Regions from separate parts of the Homo sapiens genome. Here region 1 is linked to region 2. Evidence: chromatin contacts called from ENCODE Hi-C or POLR2A ChIA-PET data. All regions are on one chromosome and are shown on one strand. Each heading gives the region's core, a stretch centred on a gene start or an enhancer-like site at or near the end of the contact. The rest is flanking DNA. Distances are from core to core; before and after follow the strand shown. Region 1 holds the start of COLGALT2 (collagen beta(1-O)galactosyltransferase 2). Region 2 overlaps RGL1 (ral guanine nucleotide dissociation stimulator like 1).

Region 1 (4,854 bases), core at 420-2,919, 190 kb before region 2:
GGCTCAGAGACAAGTAGTATCAGAGGAGATCTAGGATGGGAGATTATGTAATCGAAGTCCAGGAAGGTGAGAACGGAAGAGTTTACTGAATCTGCCAATGCTGAGGCCATCTGTTGGTTTTGCAGAACAGTGGGGAGGGCTGACGCCTTACTGCACTGTGGTGGGAAAGATGGGAGATGAAGAAGTGGAGAATACAAGTATAGATCTCTCTTCCAAGGAGCTTGGTCAAGCAAAGGGATGACTAGAAGAAGACACAGGACTTTTTTTTAAAGCTTTTCTTTCTTTTTTTTTTAACGGATAAGAGAAGACTGACCAAGTATTTAGCTTGAGAGAAAGGAGTTGATAGAGATCAGTTGAAGATTCAGTAGAGAGTGGAATGATAGAGAAAAATCATGGGCTAGAAAGGGAGACCTCTCCCTTTCTAGTCTGTGATCAAAGACCCTGTCGTGAGGAGGCACCTGCAAGTAAGAAAGGTCTTGGTAGGGATGCTAGTTGGAGACAGTGGTGTTGGGGGAGCTGGATGAAGGAGGTGATATACTTCAAAAGACAGTAGGGAAGACTTCTAATAGTTGCTGAGAAGGATTGATAACAACTAATAAAAAGACTATGGGACAGACCTGAGGGTGAGTTGGGATTGGAGATCATGAATGTGCACTGGCACCAAAACACCCTCCATACTTATCTATCAAAGGCTACACAATATATCTTCAAAACTAAATATCCAGCCGAGCATGGTGGCTGATGCCTGTAATCGTAACACTTTGGGAGGCCGAGTTGGGCAGATCACTTGAGCCCAGGAGTTCCAGACCAGCCTGGGCAAAATGGTGAAAACCCGTCTCTACAAAAAAAAAAAAAAAAAAAAAAATTAGCTAGGCGTGGTGATGGACACCTGTGGTCCCAGCTACTCGGGAGGCTGAGGTGGGAGGATTGCTTGAGCCCAGGAGGTCGAGGCTGCAGTGAATTGTGATCGTGCCTCTGCACTCCAGCCCCGGCAACAGAGTGAGGCCCTGTCTCAAAAAAAAAAAAAAAAAAAAAGTAAATCTCCTTTAGCAGTGTATGCCAGCAGTTTCATTTTATGTGCTAATTGTGTTCTTCCTTCACCCCTTCTTTTCTTCCTTATCTCTTCTCTGCTCTCCAACATGCGCGAATTTTCCCTCTTTGTTACTCTATCATATTGGCTTATTACGGAAAAAGAAAACCAGCTAAGTGAATTTATTCTTTCACAGCCCTCCTGTGAGGAGGCTTACTGGGTTCACAGTAGAGTGAGGCTTCAGGACAGTGTCTCCCAAGGGCTTTCTTTTATTTTGCGGGGTCTGATCTGGCTCCAAAATTCTCCAAGTCTTCAAACTTTGTGTTATTAGGTGTCTACTCAGTCAAGAATGAATTTCAGAAGTTGAGTATATAAGAAAATGCGACATGCTGCCTTTGCGGTGGTTAAACAAGTGTTTGTCATAATCGTGAATAGTTGGGGAGACTTTTCATTTTAGAACTCTACTCAGTCAATAGGTGCATTATGAAAACTGGATACATTGCATCACTGTGAAGGGCTTCAGTCTGCGGTTTGCAAAAGCAGAATAAATTTTCTTGGGGTTGTACCGTTATGTACACACACACACACACACACACACACACACACACACACTCACAGGCTCATTGGCAGACAGGGCCACAACTCGCGGCTCTAGGGAAGGCCACAGACCTCAGCTGTACGAGCGGAACCTGGACTAGAGGAACTTTCCTCAGGACTCAGGGCACACAGCCCCTCGGCCACTACTGTCTGCGAGCCCGAGGCGCAGGGGAGCGCCAGCGGCTGCAGGTACGCTGCGCACCCGCACTGGGGCCTGGGCGGTGCAGCGGCGGCGGGAGGGTCCTGGGAACCGCAGCCGCCGAGGCCAGTGTGTGAGCCGGCCGGCCGCGGCAAGCCGCATCCCCCGGCCGCCCCTCGCAGCCCCTTGCTCCCCGGCAGCCGCCGCCGCCCTCAGGCAGCCCAGCCGGGCGCTCGCGCCAGGACTTCCCCGCCGCCCGCCTCGGCCCGGAACATGGCTGCGCGCCCTGCTGCCACCCTCGCCTGGTCGCTACTGCTCCTCTCCTCAGCCCTGCTCCGCGAAGGCTGCCGAGCGCGCTTCGTCGCCGAGCGGGACTCGGAGGACGACGGAGAGGAGCCGGTGGTTTTCCCGGAGTCGCCCCTGCAGAGCCCCACGGTGCTCGTGGCGGTCCTCGCCCGCAACGCGGCGCACACGCTGCCGCACTTCCTCGGCTGCCTGGAGCGGCTGGACTACCCCAAGAGCAGGATGGCCATCTGGTGAGCGCGCACGGGCCCCGGGCCGCCGCGGCGGGACGCGGGGGCGGCCTGCCCAGCGCGGACAGCGCCCGGAGCAGCAGCTGCAGGGCGAGGGAGCCGCTGGAGGGGCGGGGGGGCACGCGGAAAATCTGGCGCACACACCCCCTCGCTGCCCGCGCCGGTGGCTGGCGGATCGGGCGGTCAGGCTGCGGAGGGACGCGCGGGTCAGTGTGCGCAGAGGGTGCTGATGGGGAGAACCGGACCGCTGGAGCTCTGGAGGGTAGCCTGCGAATTGGGGCTTTGTCCCACAAGGGGCATGGGGGACACCCCTCAAGGGGACTTTCAGTTCCCTCGCTTTTAACTCTCGAGGTTTCCTCTTTCCCCACCTCATACTGCTAGCCCTGACGTGAGGGGATAGGGTGCCTGTCGCCGTATTCCCATGTAGATACGACAGATGGAACGTAACTGCGGTTGGCCAGGGGCTCCGCAGTGGCTGGGGCGCCGCAGTGCGCTGCTCTGACTTTCCGGTGCCGGGCTCCTGCTCCAGGCTGGAAATGTGCTCCTAGCTCTCCTAGGGGGACCTGGACCTAGGGGTGGAGATTGGGCGGAGCCCGCGGAGTGTGCCCAACCATGGCACCACCGTGGGCCTGGTCTCCTGCGAGCGCTCCGGGCTGTCCCTGCCGGTGCATCGGGGTTCCACGTCCCGGGGAGAGACGAAGATGCCCTGGGAAAGATAAACAGCCAAGTTTTGTCCCCGGAGGAAAGAAGCTTGGACCTGGTCCCTGTGTCTGCTGCGGGGAGGGCCAGGGGATAAGTGCGGGTGCCTGCCCGCCCCACCTTGTAGAACTTGGTCGTCTCGCACCTTTTATAAACGCGAGGATCCGAGGGCGAGAAGTTAGTTGGTGGCCAGGTTAGCCGCTGAGTGGGTTGTGGAGGACAAGGAGGTGGATGCTGGCCAGGGGAGATGTGCTGTCAGGTAGGTACTCGGACAAGAAGACTCTGGCCCCCTGAGGAAGACAGAGCCCAGGTCACTCTGGAGCAATTTCTGTCTTGTGTTGATAAAGGGAGCTGTTCTCAGGCGAGACACATCCTTAAAGCAGCGGTTGGGCAAAGAGAGGAAGAGGAGTAAAAGCAGCAGCTAGAATTGGCAGCCTCAGAGTACCTGGTGGGAGAGGTGCAAAGGTGCGAAAGCAAACATGTGATATAGTACAGCTCTGTGCTGTACACTGCTTTACTATATACCCTGCCATACGTGACCGCCTGGCGGAGAAGGGCATATTATGTGGAAAGAGAGCACTGGGACAGCCAGGCTTTAAACCAGAAGGAAGGATTTTTTTTTAACCACTTCGGTACCAAAAGAAATTCACACATATCAGTTACCTTAGTTGTTGTGTTTTTTTTAAGAGATATTTTAAAATATGGTTTTGATCTTTATGCATGATTTAGTTTTTTAAAACGTTACAGTATTTACCATAAGAAGTTGGTGAGTGGTGAAGCAGGTGTCAGGCACATGCTTTGCTACCTGATTTAGAGACATTACCTCTTTTTATCATACAGTAAACTTTTAAGAGGATGCTATGATGTTTATTTTGCAAAGAAAGAGACAGACTTGCATCAGTTCAGTAAGTCACTTAAAGTGACAGAATTAATAAATGGTGAAACTGGAATTTGAACCCAAGGCCACCCTAAAAAGGCAGGAAACATGATATAAACAAAATTTACATAAGCCTATAATCTACAAATTAGGAGACTTGAGTTGTTTATTACTAGTTTGATATGTGATTTGGGGCTGGTTGCTTGGGATCCATAGGCATCAGTTGCCTCATCAATAAAACGAGGGAGTTGGAATAAATGATTTCAAAAATTCTTTATGGCTCTTGAATTCCATAGATTTTGCAATATAATTAGGATCAACCAGCATCAATGTACATCCTAAGTTCCCTGTAAGTTCCAGATGGTATGGACACTGGTGTCTTACTTAGATGAGAGAATTCCAGTTCTGCATAGACCTTTGAAATCTGTTGTCTTTTATGTCCAGCATTGGCAGGTTAAGCAAGAAGTGCAAGGCCATGCTTGCGTCAGTCATTGAAGACTCTTCTTTGAAAAATTTTGGTTCTGTCTTTAAAACATTGTGTAATTCTTTAGGTAACAATAATACAAATCCCAGTTTCTAAATAGTTCTTTTCAGCTCACAAAGGAGCTGTAAAGAACCTTTGGAAATAACTTCCATGCACTGTTAACTCATTTGATTCTTACTGCCATTCTGTGAAGAAATAAAATTATCTCTATTTCCCAGAAGAAGAAATGTGTTTAAAGTGATTGACTTACTCAAAATTACATTTATTTATAAATTCCACACATAATAATAAGAGCTCGTGGTTCTTCTAAGAACTTCACATTCATTTTCTGGTTTAAGCTTCAAAATGACCCTATCAGATATGCACTGTTATTATACCACTTTACAGGTGAGAGAACTGAGGTACAGAGAGGCTGTACAAGCATATTCTTCTAATGCATTTTTTAAAATAAGAACCAGCCAGATCAGGGCTGAAAAAAAGTGTATTTAGATATGT
Region 2 (4,807 bases), core at 2,098-4,597:
GTCTTTATAGTAGAATGATTTATAATCCTTTGGGTATATACCCAGTAATGGGATTGTTGGGACAAAGGGTGTTTCTGGTTCTAGATCCTTGAGGAATCGCCACACTGTCTTCCACAATGGTTGAACTATGAGTGAACAGGCAACCTAGAGAATGGGAAAAAAATTTTTGCACACTCATTCCTAAAGACAGCTCCTATGGTGGAGTGCTGGAGCTGAGTCATACTGGTTTTGGAGAGAGGATTGTTAAATTTTAAGAATTTGTGTGAGCCAGTTGAAATCATGTTGATAGCTTGAAAAACTGGCCATGGTTGGAGTATATTCTCCGTGGAAATCTATGGAGATGGAATCATGATCTGACTTTCTTCAGTCCACAGACGGCAATGTGCATTTTGATTCAATATCATCAGCAATCAACAGAGCTGACTGAGAAAATGGTTGTACCAAGCACCACTGGGTTAAGCTCTGGGGAGTGATGAAAAGGGTGGGTGGGTGTATGACCCTGCCTTCTGGAAACTTGCAAAGTCTAAAAGAAGACATTTACTCACGAGAAGCAGCTAGCACATGAAAATGAAACTGTAAATGAATATTGGTAGATATAATTGTACCTTGGTAGATATAAACCATAATACATAAAAATTCATTGGTAATAAAATCTTCACAGCTTAAAATTTGAGTATAAGGGAAGAGAATTAAAATGAAGAAAAATATTGGTGTGCCTTACATTCTGCAGTAAATCTGTGCCTAACAAATTATACAGAGATGCAATTTTGAAAGTTTAACTCATCCTTCATAGGCACTAAGGAAACTGCTCTAAAGAGAGGAGGTCTATTTCTAAAGCAAAAATAATCCTAAGTGATGCGAACAATCGCCAGGCGGTTTATCTGAATCGCAAGTTGAATTGTAATTGTTTTATGTCAGATTTCCTAAATTGAAATAGTCACATGTGAAAATTAAAGAAGAGACACAAAGAAGAAAGAAGTGGATCTCTAATGATGATATTGTGCTTACTAAGTAGCATGTTTGCTTTTCCTTCACCTGGCCTGTCAGAAATCAAACTACTGGAAGGAAACTAACAGATGGATTGCTTTCAGAAAGACCAGAGTGGTGGCAACTGCTTTCAGAAGGGGGTTAGAATAGCTTAATGTCATCATGTCAAACCGCTAACAGGAATTAAAATTAAGACTCCAGCTTATGTGGTAGATGGCTTTATCTCTTTATTTAATTTCTGAAAGTTTTCTAGGGAGAGGGATCTGGTTCAGGCAAAATAGCAAACATTTCTTTAGGCCTCTTAAGACTGTTGACTCAGATCAGGGTCTAATAGCTGTTCTTTATCACTCTATATGTAGTTTTAGAACAAACCTTGTAGTACCCATCTGTTCCCCAGAAGTTCCAATTAACTTTATCAGAAACAATAAGTGAAAAAGATATATGGTTTAGAATTCTACATGTTATTAATTATTTGGTTCACTGTTGCTTGAAGTGTGTGCCGTAAAACACTAGTTCCAAAAAAAACTCCTATGGTCAAGTTTGGGAACTATAGAGTTCAACAAAGTCAATGATATCTCTTTACTGCAGAATTTCTCATATGCCAACGGTGTTATTCAACTCCAAGAGAGGGGTATGGTATGCAGCATTTCCAGATGGATTTCTCTTTAGTCTGAGAGCATCTTGCAGAACTTCAGAATGCACATACTTTGAAAAATTTTGGCTTATTAAATTACTGTAATGCATTTAAAACTTAACTCATATTTACCACTTTTCATTTAAAAAAGAAAAATCAAAACATTATAAAATATAATGTTAATTTTTATTTTCAAATGTGTATTCCTTTGATCTCTTTATTAATACAAAAATGTCAGGATGTTTTGTGTTTTGTACCTTGTCACTTCAAAAGACCTGGCCAAAATAATTGTCAGCCTGCATGATATTCAAAAGTAGCAGTTAGAAAATATACTTCAGGATGGGAGCGGTGGCTCACGCCTGTAATCCCAGCACTTCGGGAGGCCAAGGGGGGTGGATCACCTGAGGTCAGGAGTTCAAGAACAGCCTGGCCAACATAGTAAAACCCCATCTCTACTAAAAATACAAAATCAGCCACGTGTAATGTGCGTGCCTGTAGTCTCAGCTACTCAGGAAGCTGAGGCAGGAGAATCACTTGAACCCAGGAAGCGGAGGTTGCAGTGGGCTGGAGATTGTGCCACTGCACTCCAGCCTGGGCAACAGAGCGAGACTCCATCTCAAAAGCAAACAAACAAAAAAAAACATGAAAATATACTTCAATGTTAAATATTAACAACAATAAAAGGAATGGCTTCTCAGTGGTTAGGGATAGTCAAACTCTGATTTAAATCAAGCTTCCTCGCCTTGTGATAATAACAGTGTTCCCTTACCAAACAATGTTGAAATTTGACGATTCTTATTTTACTTACAATGGAAACTCTACTTTAATTCTAAATCCTTCTTATCAAAAGTGATGATTATTTAAAAGAACTATTTTTTCACCGAGTATTGACGTGTCCCAAAATTCAAACACAGAGAAAAATGCTTGTCAAAGGACCTGATGAAGTGGGTCCCATTTCCTGCCAGAAAGCAGAGATTTGGCAGAAAGCCAGGGTTCTCCCTTGGGAATGGAATTATGTTTCTCATTAACCCAGCCCCTCTCTTTCAGTACTTTCTTACTCGGAAAAAATTTCAATATGCATACATGATTCCTGTAAGTCCCTTTAACAGTATTTGTTCCTCAGGGTTTGCATCTGTGCATTAGGAAGAACCACATATGACCTAACAGAAGACTAATAAAATATTTTGAAAATTTAGATTTAAAAAATAATTTTCAAAGTGAACATCAATGACAATATCATAAAATAAGTATAGAATTGCTCTTGTGCCTACAATCATTCTCACACAAAATAACAATGCATGTTAAGTTATCAGAGAATTTGCTTAATGTCATTTTCTGTAGAACTGCTAAATATCCTAATACCTGCTTATTATGGCAGGGGAAAGATCTGATGACTTCTAATTTGCCAACATTCAAATAGAGTACATTTCTTATGAAACAAAAACTTAAAATGATCTGCTTACCACTGAAATTATTTTGAAATGAAACTGTACAGAGGGGAAACACAAAAAATACTCTGCCATATGGCCCGACAAGAGAAGCTAAAATGTTAAAAGTTTCATTTTTGCAAGAAAAGATTCCTATAGGTCTGTAAGTGTTTTAAGAGACTTTAGGACCTGTTTTTGCTTATATTATCTTAGTAACTTTGAATTATTAAGTTGAAGACGAAAGGGGTGGAACCCTTGTCAGACAAGTGCTTAATAACCCAGACTTAGAAAGCAAGACACGGAGGCCTGAGCCTGTCCTGTGGGTTAGCACGCTAACAGGAAACAGCTCAATCTGGATTTAATCATAGACCGTCGCTTTACTGACAAGATCACGGTACTGTGACCACAAAAATGTTTCATGTTTGTTTTTTTGGTTGATCTTTGTGCCTTTAGAATCCAGCTTTTTCTAAGAGAACATGTCTGAGTCCTATGGGGTAAATATCTAAAACTGTGCCCAAGTGTCCTACCAGGTAATTTCCATAATTATCGATTTTGGCATGAGACGGAGAGGAAAAAGGGCATGTGAGAGATGAAAGATGCCATATTTCAATTCCGTTTCCAGTCATGGAAAAATAAACTCTTTCACCTTCTAAAACATAAACTGTTAACCAGTTGGGTGTTTCTAATTTGAAAAAAAAAAAAAGTCCCTTCAATCAAAATAATAATTCAGTCATCTGATAGTTTAACAGGGAACGTGTTAAGCAAACAACCTCATTAGGATGGAGACAGTATGGAGTCCTCCACACCATGATCACTCTTCAGTATATCAGTTCTCAGGCATCTTGGCCTGAGCAGCAAAGTAAATAGTGAGTACTATTCCAGCTGTTAACTCCCTCCAAAAATCTAAAACCCACACCCAATCCCTACATTCATCCCCAAACACCAAAAGTAAGTTTTATGCTTCCTTTTCATATGCCCTACAACCACTATCCAGCAACAACAAACCACCACAATACAGGCTGAGGATCTTTTATCTCAAATTCTTGGGACTGAAAGTGGTTTGGATTTCAGAATTTTTCAGATTTTGAAATATTCCCACTATACTTACCATTCAAGTATCCCCATTCTGAAAATCCAAACTGCAAAACACTGCAATAAGCATGGATGTTGGAGCACTTTGAATTTCGGTTTTAAGATTAAGGATACTCCACCTGTATAGGAAAACCCACAAGCTGACTCACAAATAAGCTCTGCTCATCTCTCCATATTACTCAACTGCATAAATTTCTTTGCCATGCAACAAAATTTGCATCATTCTCTCAGCAGAAATCATGTATGTAATGACACCCAGCAGAACATGACAAGGCCAATACACCTGAGTACTACAGTGACTATTTACACACAGGACACTCAGAGATGTTAAGGTAAAGTCTAGAAAATACTTTAGGGCCCATGATGTCAAGCTCAACATGAGGTTCTGCCTTGTGTGAACTTTTATTAGGTTGGTGCAAAGGTGATTATGGCTTTTGCCATTAAAAATAGTGGCAAACTTAACAAAACTTAAACCAAAACTTGTCACAATCACCTTTGTGCTAACCTAATATTGGGTGGGAAGTCACTTTTTTGCTAGGTTAGGGTTGACAGATAAATTACAGGATGCCCAGTGAAATTTTAATTTCAGAGAAATAATGAATAATTACATACTATGTGGTATAAGTATGTCCCATTCCATGTTTGGGATCTATGCATACTAAAAAAA

The links. Hi-C counts contacts between places; a loop is a spot of excess contacts on that map. ChIA-PET counts read pairs that join two places held with the same protein, here RNA polymerase II (POLR2A). Pooled maps may share reads with other maps.
Region 1: a map of HepG2 shows a loop between it and region 2 (2.5-fold over the local background). The contact joins the promoter of COLGALT2 here to the enhancer-like site in region 2. A Hi-C loop is called at or near these places in 1 of 168 maps with a recorded cell type or tissue (HepG2) and 4 of 50 pooled maps. POLR2A ChIA-PET finds 5 or more read pairs at or near these places in 1 of 52 experiments (activated CD8-positive, alpha-beta memory T cell).

The regions. Positions count from the first base shown.
Region 1 is chr1:184,034,543-184,039,396 of GRCh38, reverse strand. COLGALT2 (collagen beta(1-O)galactosyltransferase 2) reads left to right here and starts at 1,669. Exons shown (of 12, transcript NM_015101.4): 1 at 1,669-2,302. The coding sequence starts at 2,040. RefSeq lists a silencer at 1,857-1,946.
Region 2 is chr1:183,841,277-183,846,083 of GRCh38, reverse strand. All of the region lies in intron 2 of RGL1 (ral guanine nucleotide dissociation stimulator like 1), which reads right to left. Among named protein-coding and RNA genes, the nearest start is that of RGL1, 39 kb to the right of the region's middle. RefSeq lists an enhancer at 4,247-4,296. Within about 2 kb of position 3,347, at least 18 of the 41 ENCODE cell types and tissues checked have a DNase peak (open chromatin) inside an H3K27ac peak, as active enhancers do.